2 separate regions of the Homo sapiens genome follow, and region 2 is linked to region 1. Evidence: chromatin loops called from intact Hi-C (ENCODE). Cell type or tissue: PC-9. All regions are shown on one strand. Each heading gives the region's core, and the rest is flanking DNA. Links, peaks and the distances in the headings are about the cores only. Region 1 holds the start of LINC03117 (long intergenic non-protein coding RNA 3117). Region 2 holds the start of LINC00524 (long intergenic non-protein coding RNA 524).

Region 1 (11,012 bases), core at 1,621-9,620:
TGCTTCTAGTCACGGAACACTACATACCTGAAATATCTTTAATTTTATGGTTTGGAGTTTCCTTGAACACAAAGGGAGTATGAATTCGAACCCCACCCTCCTGTGAAGTGAGGTCTGTGGCTGTGATTGTCAGGGGAGACTTGTCCTCCACCTGGATCCCAGAGAGAGACAGACAAGTGCTCCTGCTGCTTCTTTTACTAGCTGAATTAGTCAGGATAGCCTAAGTTCTGCTGCAGCAACAAAGGAACTCTCTCACTGGCTAAACCCAACAGATGCTTTATTTCTTGCTTTTATGGCTCCTGCAAAGTTTGCTGGGGACTTGAGTAACTCTCCAGGGAAATGTCTTCCCTGGAGCAGCCTGGGTCCAGGTTACCATTTTCAGGCTCAGCCTCCACACGTGCCACAGGAGAGAGATGGCGCTGCCGAGTCTGGTGGTGTCAATGGCTTTAGTCTAGGAGCGATTCACATCGCTTCCTCTCAGAGCCCTTTGGCCAGAGCTAGTCCCAAGCCCAGGCTAATTGCTGGGGTCAGAGACTGTGTTCATCTGTCGCCTGGAGGAAGAAGAGCATTTAATATGGGTAAGCAGTAGAAGCCTCCACATGCAGCAGGTGGTTTTCTCAAGTTGCCCCTCCACTGGCGTTAGAACCTCTGAGGTTCTGGTTTGGTGCAAGGATGGCAATCCTGCCATCCCACCTTCTCTCTGCCCCTGGATGGCCACTGAAAGCCACTGGGACTGCCTGACACCTGAGGTGGCTTCATGCCAGCACCGACTTATCACTCTCGCTCTTGGCTTTCCCCTGCCTTTGGCCTCTGGGAAACTCCTTGCCTTTCTTGTAAGCTCAGTTCCACGTGGAAAGTGATGTGTAGTGTATTTTATGTAGCACCCTGGGCACTTAGTTTTGGGAGGTATTAGTATTCACACTTTATAGAAGAGGAAAGAAAGCAGAAAGCCTCAGTACCTTGCCCAAGCCACACATCAGGGATGTCCTGGAGCCGTGCTTCTCAGCCAACCTCTTCTGACTCGGCAGCCAGTGCTCCTCTTGGGAGCCATGGTAGTCTCCTTCCTACAGAGAGGCAGGGATTGGGTCTGGCATGGAACTTTGGGGCAGGCTTCCCAGAGGAGGTAGCCTTTGACCTGGTCTAGAAGGATACACAGTGGGTCAACGGGAGGACATGGCGGAGGATGCAGCCTGGGCAAGGGCCTGAGGGTGTGAAAAGGCAGAGACACATGTTAGGTGCTCAATCAATGTTTGCTGAATAAACGAATAAATACATAGCCAGGGAGAGGAACGGGGGGGATGAATAACGCTGTTGGTAAAGCATGAGTCAGTTTCTTGCAATGGCTTGTGTTTGACCTGCCGTTTTTCTACCTGCTCTTGCCTAATTTCCTAAGCTAAACAAACTGGGAAGAATTTGTGGGAATGCCAGAGAATGAGTCTCTCTTCCAGTCTTAGCAATTGCAGTTACCTAAAATTACAAGCCTGTCTGATCTCATTAGCAAAATAAGACTCAGCGAGGACCCAAGGTGGAAGTTCAGTCCTGACAAGGAGACGCTGAGGTCTTTTCAGGGCTCCAGCTCCCTGCTCCCTGCTCCCGGAGCCCCCCGCCCCTGAGCCCTGACTAACATCTCAAATCTCTGGCAGCTGGAGGCCTGTTGAGTTAGCTCCCGCAGGTCTGGTCCATCAGCACGCCCGGGGAGGAAGAGAAAGCAAACAGGGAAATTCCGAGTTCAGCCTGGACTTCAGTCAAACCCGCTTTCCTTCATAAACACCCTCCCTTGCACTTATTACAATGAGGGAACTTGAGCCAGTGGCCTGGAGCAGGGATTAGATGATCCAGAAAGGGCCACCGAGGCATCTGTCGATGGGAAAGCCAGCGAGTGTGTCTCAGCCACTAAGTGATGGCTCTACAGGGCACTTAGAGGAACGTTTAGGGGCCTCAGACCTATTTAAGGACCTTGAGTTTCAGGTAATGAGAGAGTCAAAGATATTTAAGCTCGCAGAATAAAATCAAGAGGTCTTATTTGTAGAGTAAAGCCGAGGCTCTCTTGGGAACGTTTTAGAAGACAGAAACATTGTTGCCTGCTCTGATGGCTAGAGTATTTCACAAGAGTAATGCTTCTTTATTGATCGCCTCCTGGGGGCCAGGCTGGAATTAATGCTTTTACACCAATTAGCTTAAGCAATCCTCATAAAAGCTCTGCAGAGCAGGTATCATTATCCCTGTTTTGCAGATGAGGGATTGAAGATGGGGTGGTTAAGTAACTTGCCCCAGGTCACTTAACTGGTAAGTGTGGCCCGGGGACCCGGCCTGTCCATTAAGCTCCGCAGGCCCAGGGCGAGGATGTCTGTCTCAACCTGATACCTTTAGGGGCCCAAGAACATCTCTCTAACTTTGCTTAAACCAGAAAAAAATATGTGGAAGCATTTGAAGATTTATTAATTTTTTTATTTTTAAATTTTATTTATTTATTTCATACTTAGGGACATTTACTACAATTTTCCCCCCAGCTTTTATTTTAGGTTCAAAGGTACATGTGCAGGTTTGTTACATGGGTAAATTGCATGTCATGGGGTTTGGTGTACAGATAATTTTGTCACCCAGGTCATCCGAATAATACCTGAAAGGTAGTTTTTCCATCCTCAGCCTCTCCCCTCCCTCCACCCTAGAGTATGTCCCAGTGTTCCCTGTTTCCTCCTTTGTATCCATGTGTGCTCAGTGTTTAGGTCACATTTATAAGTGAGAACATGCAGTATTTGATTTTCTGTGCCTGCGTTAATTCGCGTAGGATGACGGCCTCCAGCTCCATCCCTCCAGCTCCATCCGTGCTGCTGCAAAGGACCTGATGTCTGATGTTCTGTTTTATGGCTGCATCGTATTCCATGGTATATAGGTACCACATTTTCTTTATCCAGTCCACCACTGAGGTGCATCAAGGTTGATTCCATGTCTTTGCTATTGTGAATAGTGCCGCAAGGACACATGCCTATCTTTATGGTAGAAGGATTTGTATTCCTTAAACACGTTTTTAAATACAGGTATTTTTATGGTGGGAGAGGCCCATGAAAATCGTAGTGCCCTCTGGGGGAAATCTCATAGAGCCACTGGTTACTTCCCAAGCTCAGGCACTCAGAAGGCCCAGGAAAGCTCCTCAAAGGCATGGCAATGATGAGGTAAATACGACCGACCGCAGGGCCGTGGGTGCTTCTGGCCCCTCTGATGTCCTGCACGGTCATCGCAAGCACCGTCAGATGAGGTGCCTTGGACAGCGTCTCCTTTTCACAGCCCTGGGGGATGGAAGTCATGCCTGTGTCTGTACCCAGACCTGGGGGATGGAAGTTATGCCTCTGCTATACTCAGCCCACCCCATATCAGCACTGCTGTCCAGTACAAGCCCCCGCCAGGGTTTGCAGACCAGGCTCAGTGTGTTCCTTCATTCCAGCCTGTCTGAGGGAGGCTGTGGCCTGTGGCCAGGACAGGAGGGACTGAGGGGGCCCTGTGAAGAGCAGGTTGTCCAGAGGTCCAGTTAGCGGCCTTGGAGAATACTGACAGCAGCACTGCCTCAGCCTCACTCCTTGGTGTGCAATGTGGGGGCTTCTCTAAGGAGGACGGGGGAGCTTTCTTAGGCTAAACATCCAGGGTGCCGTCCTGCAGGTGCTCACTTTGACACCTCACCTTCACTTTGTGGCTCAGGACAAATAGCGTGGGGAGAGATAGTGTTGAAGTGGAGGCAGCAACCGCAGGCAGCTGGTCCCTGAGACTTGTCTTCAGAGGGAACTGAGACGGGACTGCAACTGGAGGTGGGGGGTGGGTGTGGGGGCCAGGCGGGTTTCTGAAGACCAGGAATACTCACTTCAGCAATGGAGACATTCTGCCTTCTCTTTTGCCCACTCAGTCCCATTTGTTGTTTTGCTTTGTTTTTATAAACTTTTATTTTGGAACAATTTTAGATTTATAGAAAAGTTACGATAGTACAGAGAGTTCCCGTTCGCCCCCCACCCGGTCTTCCCTTTGTGAACCGCGCACATTACCGTGGTACATTTGCCAGCACTCAGAAGCTGACATTGGGCCATTGTTAACTCAATTCCAGACTTTATTTGGATTTCGCTAGTTTTCCCATTAATGTCCTGTCTCTGTTCCAGGACCCACGCCAGGGGACTTCATTGCATTTAGTTGTCACGTCTCCCCCGGCTCCTCTGGTCTGTGTCACGTTGTTTTTGATACCTGCTCTGGGCCAAGACTAGGACCAGAGAGGTGAGCGAAGAGAGCTCTGGTGGCTCCGGGCCAGGGGTCGGGCAGACAGGGCGCCCTTCCATGGTGCTGGAGAGCTGGCAGGACAAATGGCCTGGGCTCACAGGGACGGCCAGCAAAGGCAGGCACAGGGGGCTTTGGAATTGCTTTAAAAGGGGAGAGGGGGCTCTGATTGAAAACCCAGCGTGAATAATAGCATCCAGCACTGTATTTTGATGGGATAATTGTTTTATATTTGTAAAGATTCTTAATTATCTCCAGCAAATGCATTTAGCTCACTTGGTAATTGAATTAAGGAAAATGTTTTTTCAAGCATTGTAAGTCATTGCTATAATAAAAGAGAAGGAAGAATGACTTTAAAGTACCTCCCTACATGACCTAGACAAACTTGTTATGACTGAAAGCTGAGTAATCCCATTAAGGCCTTAGTTGGTTCTAATAGAACAGGCATTCTGGAGATGCCAAATGAAAATCGCAAGAGATGGTGGAAACTTCCTTTCTTTGGGAAGCCTCTGTCGACCCCACTTCGAGCGGATCCTGCCGTCCTGGTGCCCTGGGCATACTTTTATTTTTGTGCTTATCACACTGACCTGTGATAGCCTCCTGGTCAGCCTCAACTCCCCTTTATCCCCTACGTGTCCTGAGAGCTCAGATGGACGGCATTTGCCCACTTCAGTATTTCCCAGCACAGTCAATAAAGGAGCACATGAGATGCTTCCCAACCTGTGTGAATACCCTTCCTGACACAGCAGAGAACAGTCCTTCATAAATCCTGTGTCTTTGGAGGGACGTTTTCTGGCACACTGCGGCAGCTGTGGCTTGCAATGTCTAAGTTACCAGGATGTCGGTGGGGAGGGCCCTGACCAGGGCGGAGTAGGGGGACCTGCAGCGTCTGGGAGCATGAAGCCTTGCTGCTGGAGTCTCCAGGCTCGCCAGGCAGGGCTGGGGGTGGCGCTGGGAGGAGCCCAGACAGATAGGCCCTGAGCTTTGAAGAAAAATCAATATTCAGCAGGGAGTTGATTGTGTCATAAACGTCTCGAGTTGCACTGCCACTTCCTGGCCCCTGAGTGGCCCAAGGTGAGCTCTGCTGAGGAGAGAGCTGCCCTGCCTACCCCTCCCCTGCACTGCCTGTCTGAGGTCACAGAAGGAGCAGGAGAAAGGCAGCAGGCATCTTAGGTGGTAAAGCCACTCAGTGAGCCACAGCAGCGAGGCGAGGATGGTGGCTCCCTCTTTCTTTCGGAGGTGCATACATTCAACAAATAACTACTCAATGCCCACCATGCCCAGTCCTGGGGCCAGGCTCTGGTGATGCGGCCAGGAGCCCGGCAGACAGTGTGCTGCCTGCATGGAGTCTACAGTCCTGTGTGGAGATCAATGTTGAACGGGGAAATGAAACAGAAAACTGGCCAAGTAGAGGCTGATAAGCGTCATCCAGCAAAGCAATGAACAGGCAGGTGGAGGCTCGGGAGGGCTGGGCAGGGCTGCTGCAGATGGGCAGGGCTCTGGGCACTCGGCTGGGCAGGAGCCTGGGCAGTGGGGGGACTGGCTCCCAACACAGCCACTCCCCAACCACTCTTGGCTTCTCTGCTTCCTTCCTTCTCTCCCTGCCTCCTTCCCACACCTATGCCCAGGTGCTCCTGTAGCTCTGGCTTGCGTAGGGACACTGCCAAGTGGCCCATCCCCTTCATTTCGTAGTCCAGATGCTCTGACAGTGACCCCAGGTGACCGCCCATGCATCGCCTGTCCTGGTGGGGGCCATCCTGTGCCATCATTGGGGGGGGGGTGCAGTGTGCATGACACGGCACAGCATGGCTCATAGCTGCCCAGCACCAGGGGCTGAGGGGGTGATGGGCATAGCAGTGAGCATTCCATCTGGGATTGAGTCCTGCTTGCCTCTGTCAGGGGATGTCCTTAGGCAAGTCCCTTAACATGCATGTGCCTCAGTTTTGTCACCTGTAGCCCAGTGCCTCATGGTGCCAAGGAGGTCACAAGCATGAAGCCCCTGGCAGGGTGTGCCGGGCACGTGTGCACATGCCCCCTGGAGGGGATTCATCATCGCGGGCGGAGCTCTGCAGTTCCAGCCTCCTGAGGGTCCTGATGCCTCACGAGGCCAAGAGGCAAAGGGTTTTGTAACTTACATAACCGCAGAGAAAGGCAAGGTTGCTGCTCACAATGATGCTTTCACAGGGCGGCTCTGGGACGGCATCCTCACCCGACTATATGGAATTCCACATCCTTTCCGAATCTTGGTGTTACACAATAGTCACTGAGATATCATGTACCCCATTAACGTTGAGACTTTTATGTATTTACAATTCAGCTTAAATTTTTACCCAGAGAAGTTTTCAAAATGTAACATGTGTTAGTCACTGTGTGAATTGCGAAACCAAGGAAATATCTCCAAAGTGCTGGCCTTGACAATGTAATCTGGCAAGGCTTGGGGAGGAATAAAAATAACACTTCTCAGCATCGCCGTCTCTGAGGGCAGGAGTGATCTGGAGCCCTCCCCAAGCCCACAGGTAGTCGGGCGGCATGTGCGGGCCTGGGGGGCCCCACTGGGGTCTTCTCTCCTCTTCCCCGGCCCCTCCCCGAGGCCAGGACAAGTCCTGCCTGCCCTGAACGGGGGCGGCTGAGCCCAGGTTGGGGTGGTGGTGAGACAGGGAGACTGGGGAGCTGGGCACCCTGATGGGGGTTCTGGGCCTGCCACTCATCAGCCTGGAGGTCCGGGGCTTTTCCCCAACCCCCTGTGCACGGAAAGGTTTAGGGGCCATGCCCCAGGTGGCCACAGCGACGGGAAGCTCCCTGGCTGCCTCAAAGGGCTGTTCTGTGGGGGGACCTGGTCCAGGATGATGGAGGGGAGGCAGCAACTGGACTTTTCCCCTTGCAGCTGTAAGGATAGCTTGATTTTTCTAAGGACAACAACCCTGTGTCTCCCCACTGAGTTACAAGCCCGCAGGTGGCTTGATGAACATGTGGTTTCTGGATGTGACATGAAAGTTAGCATTTGCGCGCTCTTTGGTTTCCCTGGGTTTGTTTTTCTTGCTCTTACAGTCCTGAACTATTCCCAATCGTGTTTATGTTGAGGCAGAAGACATGGCTGTGGAGTGTCGGTGCACCAGGGTCTGCCGGGTCCCCGCCTCCCCATCCTTCCAAGAGGCACCAGCTGCAAGGCACGTGCATGTGCCCTCCTGACCCCCCGGTCCCCAAAGAGCCTGCTCCCGTCACTCCAGGCAGGCACTGTTGCTGGGATTTCAAGGCAGCTGAGTGCAGAGCCCACTGCAGAGGCATCAGCCCCTCCCAGGCCTCTAGGAAACCTGCTCCTCCCCTCCCTCCACAGGCATCTGCTTACAGCGCCAGCGGTGCCTCGTGCTCCACCTGGAGCACCACTGTCTGTCAGGGACACGGGCTCCCAGAGGGCTGCACGTGAATGATTTCCGACCCTCACAACAGCCAGGAAGTAGGGACTGGGATTGTTCCCATTCTGTAGATGAGAAGACTGAGGCTTGGGATAACGTGCTTGCCCAAGTTGGCATGGGCAGTACAAGACAAAGCTGGGGTTGCAAATGATCACGCTTCCTATTCTGAATATTTCTTTTTCTGCCACCTTCTCCTCTGAGTGCTGGCTTTCCCTACTTACCAAGCCCCCAGCTGCTCACTGCGGTGCCAGAGCACCCAAGAGCCTCCTCTGGCAGTGCCATGGCCCACAGCACACTCCCCTTGGCTCTATCAGGCCTCCCTTTTGGCTTGAGTGCCACCCACTCACTCCTCTCCTGCTTTCTGGCATCGTTATTTAATTGTCCAACCCTGGTCTGCTCAGTTAGACCGTAAACTCTGAGAGGACGAGGAGTCTTCGCCGGCTGCCCCCCGGGCCTGGCCTGGGGCTGCCACGTAGCTGAATCTCAGCCACACTTGCTGTAGAATGATTTGTTATTATTCTCTGAGGCTGGGTTTCCACGTGGCTGGGCACAGGAGGACAGAGTCCCCCTCCCCGTCCAGGTCCTTGGCTGGCCAGCATTTCAAATGATATTGTTTCATATTAAATTATTTTAAATTCCATGGACCCTGGTTTCACAATCAAATAATTCGATCTTGTTTACAAATGGAATTTTTAGTTTTTGACGGTTTCTTGCTTTGCTGGGCTGGACGGTCAGTGAATGCGTGTCCTCCCGTGCCCTCCAGTCCATCTCTGTTGCCTTCCCCGGGATGCCGTGGAGGCCGGGAACCGTCCCCAGGAGTGGGGACGTGGTCAGGAGGGTGGGGTCAGGCAGCCCTGTGCAGGCAGACAGCTCACAGTGCTCGGGGCCTGGAGGCGGGGGCGTTCTCTGCTTGCCCTCTTCCAGCTCTAGACATGAGAAAACCCACAAAGAACAGAATTGGAAGGGATCTTTGACACACGTGATTCCAACATCCCCTTTTACAGTTAGGAAACTGAGGCACAAGATCCTGGTTCTTGGGGTTGGGCCTTGGACCCAGCACTGGGTCTTTGCACAGCCTCCTCAGGACTGATCCACACTTTGTTCTCTTCCCCACCAACCCCATCACTTCCCGTTAGGTGCCACTTACTGCTTTCACCTACCGAGACAGAGAGAGGGAAAAGTGTGACCTCTGACCTCTAGGAGCTAGGAACCCAGTGTTGGGAGGGGAGCTGCGGAGGAGGAGACAAAGGAGGCACAATGAGGTGGACCCTACGGGGTTGGGAGGAGCTTGGAAGGCAGTTCAGAAAGGACACGTAGGAGAAGGCAGGGTGGGACTGTGGGACAGCAGGCCGGGCGCATCCAGCGGCGTTTGCAAAGCCGGAGAAGTGGCCAAGCTCAGTGGCTGTGGCCAGATGCCATTTGTGGCAGTTGATGAGAATCTTGTGACTATTTTAACCGATGTGTTAAACTTCACTCTCCCCCTGTCAGTCTCCTTGTCACCTTGGAGAATGTTATTAGTCAAGGTTCTCCAGAGAAACAGAACCAACAGAATGTACACACATGCACACACATACACATGCACACACACACACATACACACGCACACACACACACACACAAACAGGGATTTATTGTAAAGAACTGGCTCCTGGAATAACTGAATTGATAAGTCCCAAGATTTTCAGTCAGCAAGCTGGAGACCCAGAAGAGGCTACTAGGGACTAGACATGTCCCCCCAAAATTCATATGGTGGACCCCAACCTCCAATGTGATGGTCTTAGGAGGTGGGGTGTTTTGAAGGTGATTAGGTCAGGAGGGTGGAGCGCTAATGAACGAAATTAGTGCCCTTATAAGAAGAGACAGGGCAGCTCTCTCTCTCTGATCTCTGTCACATTAGGACGTAGAGAGAGGAAGGCCAGCAGTAAGTGGGCCCTCACCAAAATCAAATTGGCAGCACCGTGGTGCTGGACTTCCAGCCTCCTGAATGGTGGGAAATGAATATTTGATGCTTAAGCCACACAGTCTACAGCAGCCCGAGCTTAGACAGAGCGGACGTTTCAGTTCAAGTCCAAAGGCAGGAAAAAGCTAGACATTCAGCTCAAAGGCTGGCAGGCAAGAGGAATTCTATCTTACTCAGGGGACGGGACCCCCTTTGTCCTATTCAGGCTGTCAACTGATTGGATGAGGCCCACCCATATTAGGGAGGGGAAACTGCTTTACCTGGCCCACTGATTCCAATGTGAGTCTCATCCCCAAGCCCCTCACAGAAACACCCAGAGTGATGTCTGGTCAAATATCTGGGCGCTGTGGCCCCGCCAAGTTGACACTGAAATTAACCCTCGCAGAGGCCGCCTCTTTATCACGGGACACATGCTTGGAGCCCCTCTTCTGGAACTTTCTCTAAGCGAGTGACAGTATGGGGCAGATGGGTGTCATTGCTCTGTGGTCACTTGATGGGTGACCTGGGTTGGCCCTGTGTACCTACCCACTGGGCTTGGCTCAGAATGGCATCCTGCTGTTTCCACAAGTCAGCTGGCTCTCCAGGGTCAGGATGGAACCTGCTGAGGAGATCACAGATGGCCCTGACTCCACACGCTGCCCCAGAGGGCCCCAAGGCAGGCATCTGAGCCAGCCCCGGCTGCAGAGGTTGACTCAGGAAAGCACCAGGGAAAGTTGGTTGTTAATATCCCAGTCCAATTTTTTTTGACTGGGCCTAAAGGCAGGGACTTCCTTCTATAAAATCTGGGAGCTGAGTGCAGGGCAGGCCTGACAAGGCGTGAGGAGCTGCCTGTGGACTTCGGCTCTCCCAGTGAGTCCAGGAGCTGCCCTGGGCCCTGGCGGCCCCTCCTCATCCCCACCTCTCTGCTGCACCACTATGGCCTCAAGGTCCCTGCACTGCCTCATAAAGCTGTCCCCAAGTCAGGCTCCTGTGAGCGCGCCGGGCATCAGAACTCTGGCTGGTGGACCCACAGAGGCCCGGGGTAATAGCCATGAGAAGAACAGGCCACCACGCTCAGACTGGGAAGCACCCAGCCTGCGGGATGGCCAGAGACACTCATCCAGGGCCATGAGAGTGTGAATCAGTCGAGTACAATATGCATAACCAGTGTGGCCAGAACCGGTGCTTTGAGGTGTCTAACTCCTGGTGTCCTACCATCCCAACACTGTTGATTAATGGCGAAAGATGGGGCATTGGGGAGGTCTGTGTCTATGCTTGGTGGCACCTAAGAAAGAGCAAGGCATTTATCTGCATGGATTGAGATAGACAGGTCTCTAAAATAAACAAGGCAAAGAACGCAAGAGGCTGAACCAAAGTATGATCCATTTGGGGCTTAACAAATAGAT
Region 2 (11,012 bases), core at 1,794-9,793, 64 kb after region 1:
ACTTTTTGGTCCTTATTTTTTCAAAATGTTTCCCTCTTTTCCTATTCTCACTTTTCCCTCCATTCTACCATTTACACTGATAGTAGATTGTTGGTATTGTCACAGGGGTTTGTGAGGCTCTGTTAATTTTTTCCAATCTTTTTTCTTTACATTTTTCAGATTGAGTAAGTTCTCTTGGCCTATATTCAAGTTCACAGACTCTTTTATCATATCCATTCTGCTATTGGGTCCATATGAAGAATTTTTTAAGTTGCATTTTAAGAAAATACTTATCTTTTTAGAGTAGTTTTACGTTCAGAGCAAAATAGAGAGATTTTCCATATACTCCCTGCCCACCCTCCACCCCCATGTATACCTTCCACTGTTATCAACATCTCCCACCACAGTGGTACTTTAATTACAATTGATAAACCTACATTGATACATCACTATCACCTAAGTCCATAGTTTACAGTAAGGTTCATTCTCAGTGTTGTACATTATATGGATTTGGACAAATGTACAAGGACATGTGTCTAACATTATAATATCATACATGTATTTTGATGCTCTAGAATTTTCATTTGATTCCTTTTTATAATTTCTATTTATCTGATGATGCTTTCCATCTTTACAGGCATGGAGAACATATTTTCACTTCTGTCCTTACTTTTAAATTCTCGTTTAATAATTTTTACATTTGGGTCATTTTAGAATTGGTCTTCATCTATTATTTTTCCCTTGTGGATAGGTCATTTTCTTGTCTCTCCTCTGTTGTGTAATTTTGGATCGTATCCTGGACATTGTGAATGCCATCTGGATTCTGTTATATTTCTCGGAAGAACACTGATTTTTTCAAAGGGCAGATAATTAATTTGATTGGACTCAAACTGAAAACTCTTTCCCCTGGAGCAGTTTGAATTTTAGTTCAGTTTTTTACACTTAGTTTAGCTGCTTTGAATCCACCTCTCACATATAAGGTTCAGATTTCACTTAGAAAATTTGGGGTGCTTCTTCTGTGCTTGTCTCTTTTCCAGAATTACTCCCTCATCCTCCAGTGACCCTAGTTGTTCTGAACTCTGTTGTCTTCAGCCCAGAAAAACAAAACGTTTTCTTTTAGAGATTCACTCACTTACATGGTGACAACTTTGACATGCCCTCAGGCTAAAAGCTATAAAAATGGGAATTTCACCTCTTGGCATTTTTTTTCCTCTAGCTTGCTGCTAGAGTCTTCCTGCTTTTTACTCACAGTCTAGTGAACAGAAGCCTTATTTTATATTTTTATCCAAAGTTGATAGTGGTTATCTGCAGGAAGGTCTAGGAGAAGCTTACTTGGCCATATAAGAAGAAAAATGACCCCACCTTTTCTTGAGGTTATGTGCATTTTATTATTAGAGAACCTGCGCGGCATGTTTTCTTCTTAAAAACAATGCCTAAACTCCAAATAGATCAAGGTCAAAGGAAGCGAGGAGTTCAACATGACATCAGTCCCGTTTTCCAAGTCCTGGCCCACTTTGGTTTTTATAAGAAAGATAGAAAATAGACTTTTTTTTCAGAATTTACAAAATTTTCTATTGCTTGGTAAATCTTTATTGAATTATACATTAGATCATAATATGGGCATCTTCTATATCATAAAATAGTTTTTAAAATGCAGTTTTTGATGTCTACATACCATTTCATCATATGTTTTATGTTACTTAGCTATTTTCTCATTGTAAACTTATATAGTTTCTATATTTCTGCCAGCATCAGTTACTATTCCAGATGTTCAAACATCTTTAAACATAAACCTTTGATGACATATTTGACTACAGAAGGAACCCTCATAATCACTGTTTCCCTGCATTGTTTTGCTGGATTCGCTGACGTCTTCTATGCCTTCGGTAAATATGCCGCTTGCATCGGGAAGCCTCAGTCTTCCTTCTCCCACTATTTGGAATATGGGCTTACCAAGAGTTAATTACCGTGTTTGTTCTCAAACCTGTTTATGACAGTTGTTGTGATGTCATTGGTTGGAATACTAACCTGTGAAATATGAGTGAGAAAAGAAAGAGGGTGGTTGCTTCCATATAAACTATAAAAACTAAGTAGAATGCTTTGGGGAGATGCAATAAAGTGAAGTAATAATACAGTTGCTATAAAACTAGATTATGAGCCAGGAAACTGAACAATTTGAGAAAATAAAATGGTAAAATGGAGAAAGTGTCTACTGTCACATTGTCCTCCAAATATTTAAGTTTGTGTTCCACTTTAAAGAAACCAAAACTCAAAATTAAGAGCATGAATTATATAGGCGTGTTTTGTGCAAGAAAGAGGGCACATAATTCCAATCAGAACATGAGTGATACTCAGAGAAGAGCCTTGGTCCTTTATTGCAAGACTGGTGAGAAAATTCATATTTTTATATTGTAACTTATAACAACGTATTTATGGTATATTTGCACCATTGTTTAAGATTTCCCTATTTAACTGGCTTTTCAATGAGCTGGGCAGATTCTCCAATTGCTGGTCCCAAAAGCATGAAAAAAGGATACTTTAATTGTGTTTCCTCAGGAGTCTTAGAAATGTAATTACTTTGTATAGTTTAGACTATTGTAGACTACTAATCCCTATTATCTAATTTCCCACTTTAATTGTATTTCCTCAGGAGAGATTCCTAGAAACATAATTACTGTGTATTGTTTAGACTATTGATACATATTATTTAATCTCATAGTAGTGAGGTTGTATCAATTTATGTTCTCACATAAATTAAGCTTTAAAGTTTGTGCATGAGCCACTAATGTCTTCTCTCCAGCTTCAACCAGCAGTTATACGGTAGACTGGGAGACTGGGTGACTCGGCCTGAAACTTCTTGAAAAATCTCTAAGGCTGTTCTTTGTTCCAATGAAATGGATTGGATTCCTTCTCTGTCGATACTGGACGTTTTTGTGTGAATTCTAGCCTCAGAATAAAATCCTAACCATAAAAACATAGAGATTGTTTACTAAACACAGCCCAAACTTCATCTATTGCTTTATAATATTCAGATGATCATAACTTTTATATGCTAGAAGGAACCATAGGGATCAGCTTAGTAAACCCTTTCTTTTATAATTTGAGTCCTGGAATGAGGCATAGAGAAAAGTGTTGTCTTCCATCCTGAAGCTTAGTGGCATCTCAGCGGAGCTCAGAGCTCAAGTCTCCGGACTGCTGTCTACTGACTCTTTTGTGTATATCATGTTGCTCTGGACGGCGAAGAGAAGCAATGCTAAAATGTACCACATGAAGTTCACATTTCCAAGGGGGGGCGGGCTGTGCAGAGTGTTGTCAGATAATGTCTATAATGTAAATCTACAATATGAGCTAACATTTAATGAATGCTTCAATGAGCCAGGTACTATTCTAAGTGCTTTACCTGGGTCAAATTACCTTATTATCCCATGTAAACCTCATAATGGCTCTCTGAGGCCCCATTTTATAGGTGAGGAAACTGGGCACTGAGAAGTTCCCATGGTTTTACAGCTAGTAGGTGGTGGAGTCAGGATTTGATTCTCACAGCCTCACTCTACAGCCTGGATTCTTACATGTCCTTTGAAATTGTCCCTCTATGTGTCGGGAGAATGAAAAGAAAATGACATTTATTTGCTGTCTACTTTGAGCCAGGCATTTTCAGATATTTTACATGCTTAAAAAGACGGATCCTCACAATCTCATTGCAGATGGGAGAAAGTAAATATCAGATACATTAAATGACTTGCCCAAGGACACAGCTAGGAGGTAGCAAAACAAGAAATTAACCCAAAACTTGACTAACTCTGAAGCCAGTGGTTTTGTGAGAAAACCACGCTGCTGCATCCTAGAGATCAGTGGTTCTCACGGTCTTGGCTGCACACTGGAATGACCCAGGGAGGGTTAAAAATACCCAGGTCTGAGTCTACCTCCAGAGTTTCTGATTTAATTGGGTTGGGGTGCAGCTTGGGCAGTGGGATTTAAAATTAAAAAAACCCCAGGAGATCCTAACATGCAGCCTAGGATGCCGCCCCTGCTAAAGATGCAGATGGTTTTGGTCATGCCACATGATTCCATTTCTTTGTCCAAATATGGGAATAGGGTTCAGCACATCAGTAAGGGGCATGTTTTCAGCAGCGGATTAGGTTCCGAGGGCTGCCGTGACAGATGACCACAAACTGGGAGCTGAACACGACAGAAATGGATATTGTCACAGTTCTGGAGACCAGAAGTCTGAAGTCAAGGCATCAGCAGGGCTGTGCTCCCTGAGGACGCCTCGACCCAGTTTCCGGCATTGCCAGCAAGCCTCAGTGCTCCTCAGCTTCACAGCTCTGGTCTTTGGCTCCACTAACACGCCACCTTCTTCCCTCTGTGCCTCTGTCTCCCTGTGTCTATCTCTTCTACTTATGGGGACTCCAGTCATTGGATTTGGGGTCTGACCTAACCCACTATAACCTCATCTGAACTAATTGCATCTGCAAAGACCCTATTGCCAGAGAAAGTCACATTCTGAGATTCCAGATAGACATGAATTTTGGGGTTACTATTCAACCCGGTGCAAACAGAAAATCAGGTAACATGACATTCTGGAAGAAGGCATGAGTCTCTAGGGATAGGGAAGATACAATTCTCTATCTTTTGGTACCATCCAATTTTTTAAAAAGATGTTTAAAATATCTTAAATATCCTCCTCCTCCCCTGAAAAAACAGCTATCTTGGTACACGTATCACTAAGTTATAGAAAGACCTGTATCTGCTGACCCCTTTGTTGTCTCCAGATCCCTTTGGTGTGTTGAGGAATGCAGGGATGCCACTGGGGGGTAGAAGGCATGGCTTGCTTGTTCAAATTGTACATGAGTGTGCACACTAAAGCTGTGGAAGAGGTCATTGTCCCCAGCGGGGAATTTTTGAAGGAAAAAAAAATCAGTTCTGATTCTCCTTCTACTGTAAGGTGACAGAAGAAATTTATAACTCTTTGTCAGTCATCAAAGAACTATCCACCATCGTTCCAAACATGGTTTGTAAGACCTTACGCCTTGAAGCAACCAAAATTTGGAATTTGGTTTTAAGACCATTATTTTATTCATTTGCTTTCTTTTTCTAAGATGGAACCTTGATCATAATTGAAAGTACAATCTTTGAAAAGCTAATGATATGGTTTGGCTGTGTCCCCACCTAAATCTCATCTTGAATTGTAGCTCCCATAATTCCCATATGTGGTGGCAGGGACCACGTGGGAGGTAATTAAATCATGAGGAGCGGGTCTTTCCTGTGCTGTTCTCGTGATAGTGAATAAGTCTCACAAGGTCTGACGGTTTTGCAAAGGGGAGTTCCCCTGCACAAACTCTCTTGCCTGCCGCCATGTGACACCTGACTTTGCTTCTCATTCACATTCTGCCATGATTATGAGGCCTCCCCAGCCACGTGGAAGTGTGAGTCCATTTAATGTCTTTCCTTTATAAGTTACTCAATCTCGGGTATGTCTTTATCAGCAGTGTGAGAACAGACTAATACACCTAACAAGCTGATTCCTCAAAGGACATTTATAGATCAAAATTCTACAGCCAGAAATGTACCCTTGTTTATTACTTGTCCCACAACTTGGAAATAATTAAATGCCTCCTACAAATAACACTACTGTTTCCTTACACACTGGCTTTCTGTAGAGAACACTAGCTACCCAATTATTTCCATCTCTAATTGATCTTGATAGTTAAGCTATGTTACATTTTGATAAGCTCCTAATTTTCATTTTAGAAATGACAGAAAGGATTTAGTTGTAAGAAATGGCTTATTTTCCTCAGAGGTTATCACTGGAATTTTCCCCACCTCGGCATCGCCACCGTGATCAAACGCTTTTCCACATCCTGCTTATTTGAGACACTTCTCTTGACCCTGGGCAGAGTGATATAGACAAATATGACTCATAGATTGGCAATTCACCTAAGGCAAACATTGTAATTGGTACAGAATCAGTGGACTAGTTTTGCTTTGTGTGTTTTTTCCCCAGTACACCAAGTGAGTCTTTATAAAGCCTCGATAGCAACATTTAGGCAATTTCTTAAGTAATAAATATCCATTTCTACTCGGAGAAAAATCTTGGCCTTTCTGTCTCAATTTAGCCTTCCTTAAAAAGGTTACATGTGGATCTAACTTGGATTCAGCCAAGTCCTTAGGCAAAAATTAAAGGATATTAAAAAATGTATTCCTCAAGAAGTGCCACAGAATCAAATCCTCAAAAGCTCACCAGATGATGTTATTGCAAACAAGTAGTCCACTAGATGTGTGAAACTACAAAAATACCAGGATGGGTTATGTGTTTCTGAACTGGTACCTGACAAGGACTTTGACAGCCATATGCACTGGGAAGACGGAGATGCTGTTGCCATGGAAGGCACGCCTGCTCTAGATACTGTCCAGCTTTTCAGTTAATGTGCATTGAGGGGAACCGCAAATCCCTAATAAGCCACAGCCTAGCATGGAGTTCCCAATTACCTGCCCACTAAAGAATGACCTTGTGCTTCTGTTGTAGAGCGTTCTCTTTTGGGGCCCCTGAAAGTCATGGGGCTGTTCATTCCATAGAGAAATAATTAGCCAATGCAATATGTCATTTTACATATCCATAACAAAGTGATTCTTGCAGCTTTTCATTTAGTGAGTTTATGAGAGGCTGATGTTAGTGAACTGAGAAGTAAAATATATTTATATGTGAAATACGACTTCTCCAATTCTTTGGCGGGGGAGCTGAACAAACCCCTGAGTGCACCCCAAGCACAGTGCAGCTGGAGAGCAGACGTTGCGCCCAGTTTGTTTGGATCTGGCTGATTCCAGCTCCATCAAGGTCATGTGCTGGTTGGGGGAAGTGGTGAATATTACAGTCCTGGCATCTGCAAAAACGGTTTTGATGAAGTCCTAGGATGAGCCTCGAAGGACATCGGTATAGCACGTGGCAGCTGATATGGCGAAGCTGCTGGGAAGGCCACCCGTCTTGGGCCTGAGCCTGCAGAGACTCCAACCAGCTCCTGCTTGGAGAGTGCAGAGACTGGCCCCGAAAATGCCCATCTGCGTGAAAAGTCTGGCTGTTTCTCACTGACCATGATGACTAGCCTGCTGTGGGGGCTGGGCATTACTAGGTTAAACTGTGGCTGTTAAGCCTCGTGAGTGCTGATGAACACGCTGTTCTTCAAAGCGAGTGGTGGTAACATGTGGCAGGCAGGGGGACCCATGCCAAGAGCTGTGGTGCGTGGGCATTCACGCTGAGGCCCATGGTCTTCCTTTGCACCCTTGCTTGGTGGGAGGTTTAAGAAAGACTTACTGTGTTTGTTTTCTCGGTGACTCTTGGGGCTGGGGGCAAGAGGAGCAGGGTTTGAGCCTGCACTGGTTTGTCGAACGCCCCCGTCCAACACCCCATGGCAGAACCCCCATCAGGCTCGTATTGAATCCCAGACCCTCTCTCTGGTCCCTGCCCACGGTGAGCAGAAGGAGGGCAGCCTACTTCCCAAGTCAAACACTCCCCAGGACTGGGTTTCAGCACCTTGATAGAACAGGGCTTCCCATCCTTGGCTTTTGGTGACATCTTGGGGCGTCTTCGGTCAAGTCAAAGGAGCTTTCAAAATGAATTTTGACTTGCTTGTGAACATTCCTGAACTTTGAAAGAAGGATGCGTGTCCTAAAATCCAATGACTGTGTCAGGTGGGTGTGGAGATGAGTGAGGCATTTGTGGAGTGGTGCTTTGCTTACAGTTTCACTGGGCGCCACGTGAAATCGTGGGGTCAGCAGGAGCTTGGGTCAATCTTGGGTTTGACCCCTGGTTCTCTCACTGCTGGTAACTCTGGCAAGTTCTTTACATCTCTGCCCTTCAGTTTTTGAATCTATAGAGTAGGTGTCATAATACATTCCTGGAGAGTTGAGAGGGTTAAAATGTGATGCACACAGAAGGTTCCAGCACACAGTAGGTGCTTCAGAAATGGTACCTTTTTCCACTGTTATTATTAGCAAAATATCAACCTCCCTCAATGCTTGTCCTTATTCAGTCTAAAACATCCTGCACAGATTCTGAAAATACTCTCTGGTATAGGCAGATAATTGGAGAAGAATGGGGCCCCCTGAACAAAGAGGAAACAGACCCACAGAAATAAATTCCCACAACTTGTCTGCATGAACAATAGAGAAGTCTTTCAAGATCTTCCCAGTTCCCTTCAACTTTATAAGGAGGATGCTTGTCCCCCAGGGAGCCGGTGGCCCTTTTGAGAAGAAAGCCACAGACAGAAACTTAAGTGGATTTAAATGTAAGCAGGACCAGAAAGAAAACAGAATTTCCTCTTCAAGGCTTAGGAAAACAATTAGAGATAAACGAGGCCAGAAAGCAAAGCTAATAACAAGATGAAGACTTTCAGCCACTTCATGAATGCTATTGAAAGGGGAAGCAAGAGAAACCCCACCCGAGTCACCCTGACCTTGCCGTAGACTTTCTGGTTTCTTGTAACTCCTACCCTTGCCTCCTGGGGGCTTTTCAACTTAGCTGCTCCATGGAAATGTTTGTTCTGCTGCTGAGCAGAAGATGCTACCTCTGGAGGCCACAGTGGGCTGGGGACAGACCCTTTCATCTCTCTGCGACTCTCCTGCTATGGCTCAGGCTGGGGCTCCTCCGGGACTTTCACTAACAGGACTTGGAAGTGGGAAATTTGCTCCTCTTTAAGAAGAAAGGGTGCATGATGTTTGTCCTCAGTAGCAGAGATATCACTTTTCTTCTTCTTTTTTTTGAGACAGGGGCTTGCTCTGTCACTCAGGCTGGAGTGCAGTGGTATGATTTCGGCTCACTGCAGTCTCAACCTCCCAGGCTCAAGCGATCCTTCCACCCCAGCCCCCAGAGTAGCTGGGACTACAGGCGCACCCCACCACACCCGGCTAACCTTTTTATCTTTTGTAGAGATGAGGTCTTGCTACATTGCCCAGGCTGAGATCAGTTTTGACTCCTGATGGGACACAGGAGAAGAAACATTCTGGTGCCTGCCATAACAGATTGATGTCTACCTAAGCATCATGGTTTCTGTCTCCTGGAGCTCGTAGGGAAAGAAGAGGGATGGCTGAGAGCAGGTGGCTTTCTCTCAGGGGAGGGCCTCTGCTCTGGGTGGCTGTTCTCGGCTGGGTTTAGACCCTCTTCCTCTGGGCTTGCGTTGTCCTTGACTAGGCTTTCCTGACTATGGCATGGGCAAGTGCAGGCCACACCGTGTCATTTTTGGTTTAAGTCATCTGAGTGTGAGCACCCTTGAAGATAGGGCCACGTTTCAAGTTTGAGGCACAGATCCTGGCTCCGCGTTGATGCTTGATTACATTTCCTGACTGGACCATGGAGGAATCTGGCCTCTCATTCCTGGGGATGGGAAAGTGCCCTTCGGATCTTCCGAGGAGTCTGAGAAGCAAAGGCAAAAGCTGGTTTCTCACCATATTCTTTTCTTGCCGTGTCAGCGTTTGCAGCTGTGGCTTTTATGGCCACGCCAGGAGGGGCCTCGTGAGGCTGGCAGAGGCCCTGGTGCCGTGGCCAGCCCCATGCTGTTAAGCAAAGCATGGCCTGTCCACGCTTTGGTGCCTGCACACCGTCCGTCCCGTGGATCTCGGCTCGTGGTGTACCGAGCTGACCCTGTCTTCGGATTCCATTGCCACTTGACTGTGGAGGTGGTGACTCTGACAGTTCTTCAGCTCAATGACCATTTGTTGTGCAAAAGTGACCCCCGGGATCCTCCACTCATCCTGAGGATGACAAAGCATGTTTTAAATAACCACTGCCAAATCAACTCAACACAATAGGGCAACCAAGACACAGCAAACAAGTCATAAAACAATTTAGCAAGGAGGCCAGCAGGAAAATTAATGTCAGTGGCTGTCTGTTCTGAACGTCTCGCACCGCTCCATGCTTCAGAGAAGGGAGAAAGCAGAACATCACAGTTCGCCAATCCAAGGCAGCCTGGTAGGACCTGCCATTCCGTGACCCCTAACCAATGGATATATTCATTACACCGAAGACTGGAAGGAACCACAAAATGGGATACATATTTAAGGAACTATGCACACAACTGGGTTTATTTTTCTTATCTGATTTTTTTTGTTTCTGGTGCAACATGAGTACTGTTGAATACTTGGCAGCTGGCTTTCCATACTTGAGTTGTTTGTCATTTCTGGGGCTGCTGATGCTGTTATGATTTCCCTTTCGGGAGGAATTTACAGGCACATGTTGACCCAGCTGAATGGGAACAGGGAGCAACAGGGAGTTTATGAACAGGGACCATCACCTCCTGGAGAGCGCGCATTCTTTTTCTGGAGGACGCACCAGCACAAGCTGCTCGCCATGCTGTCAGGCCGGCCATCGAATGCGCTGCTGCTCCAGCCTCCAACACGCAGATCCTCTCCCCTCCTGGCCTTGAAATAAACCTGCCTTTCTTTTCAATAATATCTGGGAGTTGTAGTCGGAGCGCTGTGCTTTATTGTTGGAATACCAGGGACGTTGGCTTTCGGTAGCAACAGTTGCTAGGCAAGGTGCGATTGCCTTGAGAACCCAGCAGAGAGAGGACGGAGGTGAACGGCAAAAGGGTCAGGTGGGAGACAGGCAGATGAGGCTGGCGCAGGGGCTGGGGTGAAGTGTGTGAGGGAGCCCCTGGCCGCTGCTCACCTGCCCTGCCACTGTGTTCTCCTCTCAGCAGCCTGTCTTTCCAACATCCACTCCTGCCTCCTCTCTCCCAAGACCCAGTCCATCTCATTCCCACACAGCCACTCATGGACTCATTTGCTACCTTTTTCAGATGTCTCCAACCTGCCATGGGCTGGGGGTACAGAGAGAAATTGGTGATGGGGTCTGCCTCCCGTGGGAGAGGCAGATACCACAGTCGCAAACCCACTGTGTGCCTGGCGCCCTTGCGGTCATCCCAGATTTTTGCCCACATCCCTCTGTTCCACCCAGAGGCCACCTGCATGCAGGCATGGTGGATGGTTGCTGTGTGCAGTGATGGCCTCCTGGGACCTCTTGCTGGCCACGGAGTTAACCA

Evidence for each region. Hi-C counts contacts between places; a loop is a spot of excess contacts. Peaks named below come from ENCODE experiments on the same cell type or tissue, not always from the same donor. Only the 100,000 strongest peaks of a DNase experiment are listed, where the experiment ranks them.
Region 2: it touches region 1 in a loop (4-fold over the local background); 3 of 110 quality-filtered maps call a loop at or near these places.

Annotation. Positions count from the first base shown.
Region 1 is chr14:101,471,488-101,482,499 of GRCh38, reverse strand. LINC03117 (long intergenic non-protein coding RNA 3117) reads left to right here and starts at 6,710. Exons shown (of 4, transcript XR_944220.2): 1 at 6,710-11,012. RefSeq lists a silencer at 5,134-5,317 and enhancers at 6,004-6,681, 7,985-8,763. In PC-9, for the core only: CTCF peaks have their summits at 2,228 and 5,525; DNase peaks (open chromatin) are centred at 2,089, 4,649, 5,299 and 6,539; H3K4me3 peaks cover 4,236 bases; H3K27ac peaks cover 5,701 bases.
Region 2 is chr14:101,407,766-101,418,777 of GRCh38, reverse strand. LINC00524 (long intergenic non-protein coding RNA 524) reads left to right here and starts at 10,856. Exons shown (of 2, transcript NR_126006.1): 1 at 10,856-11,012. RefSeq lists enhancers at 5,712-6,006, 9,069-9,790, 9,791-10,514, 10,515-11,012. In PC-9, for the core only: no CTCF peak of the experiment used is centred there; DNase peaks (open chromatin) are centred at 5,399 and 5,897; H3K4me3 peaks cover 998 bases; H3K27ac peaks cover 1,655 bases.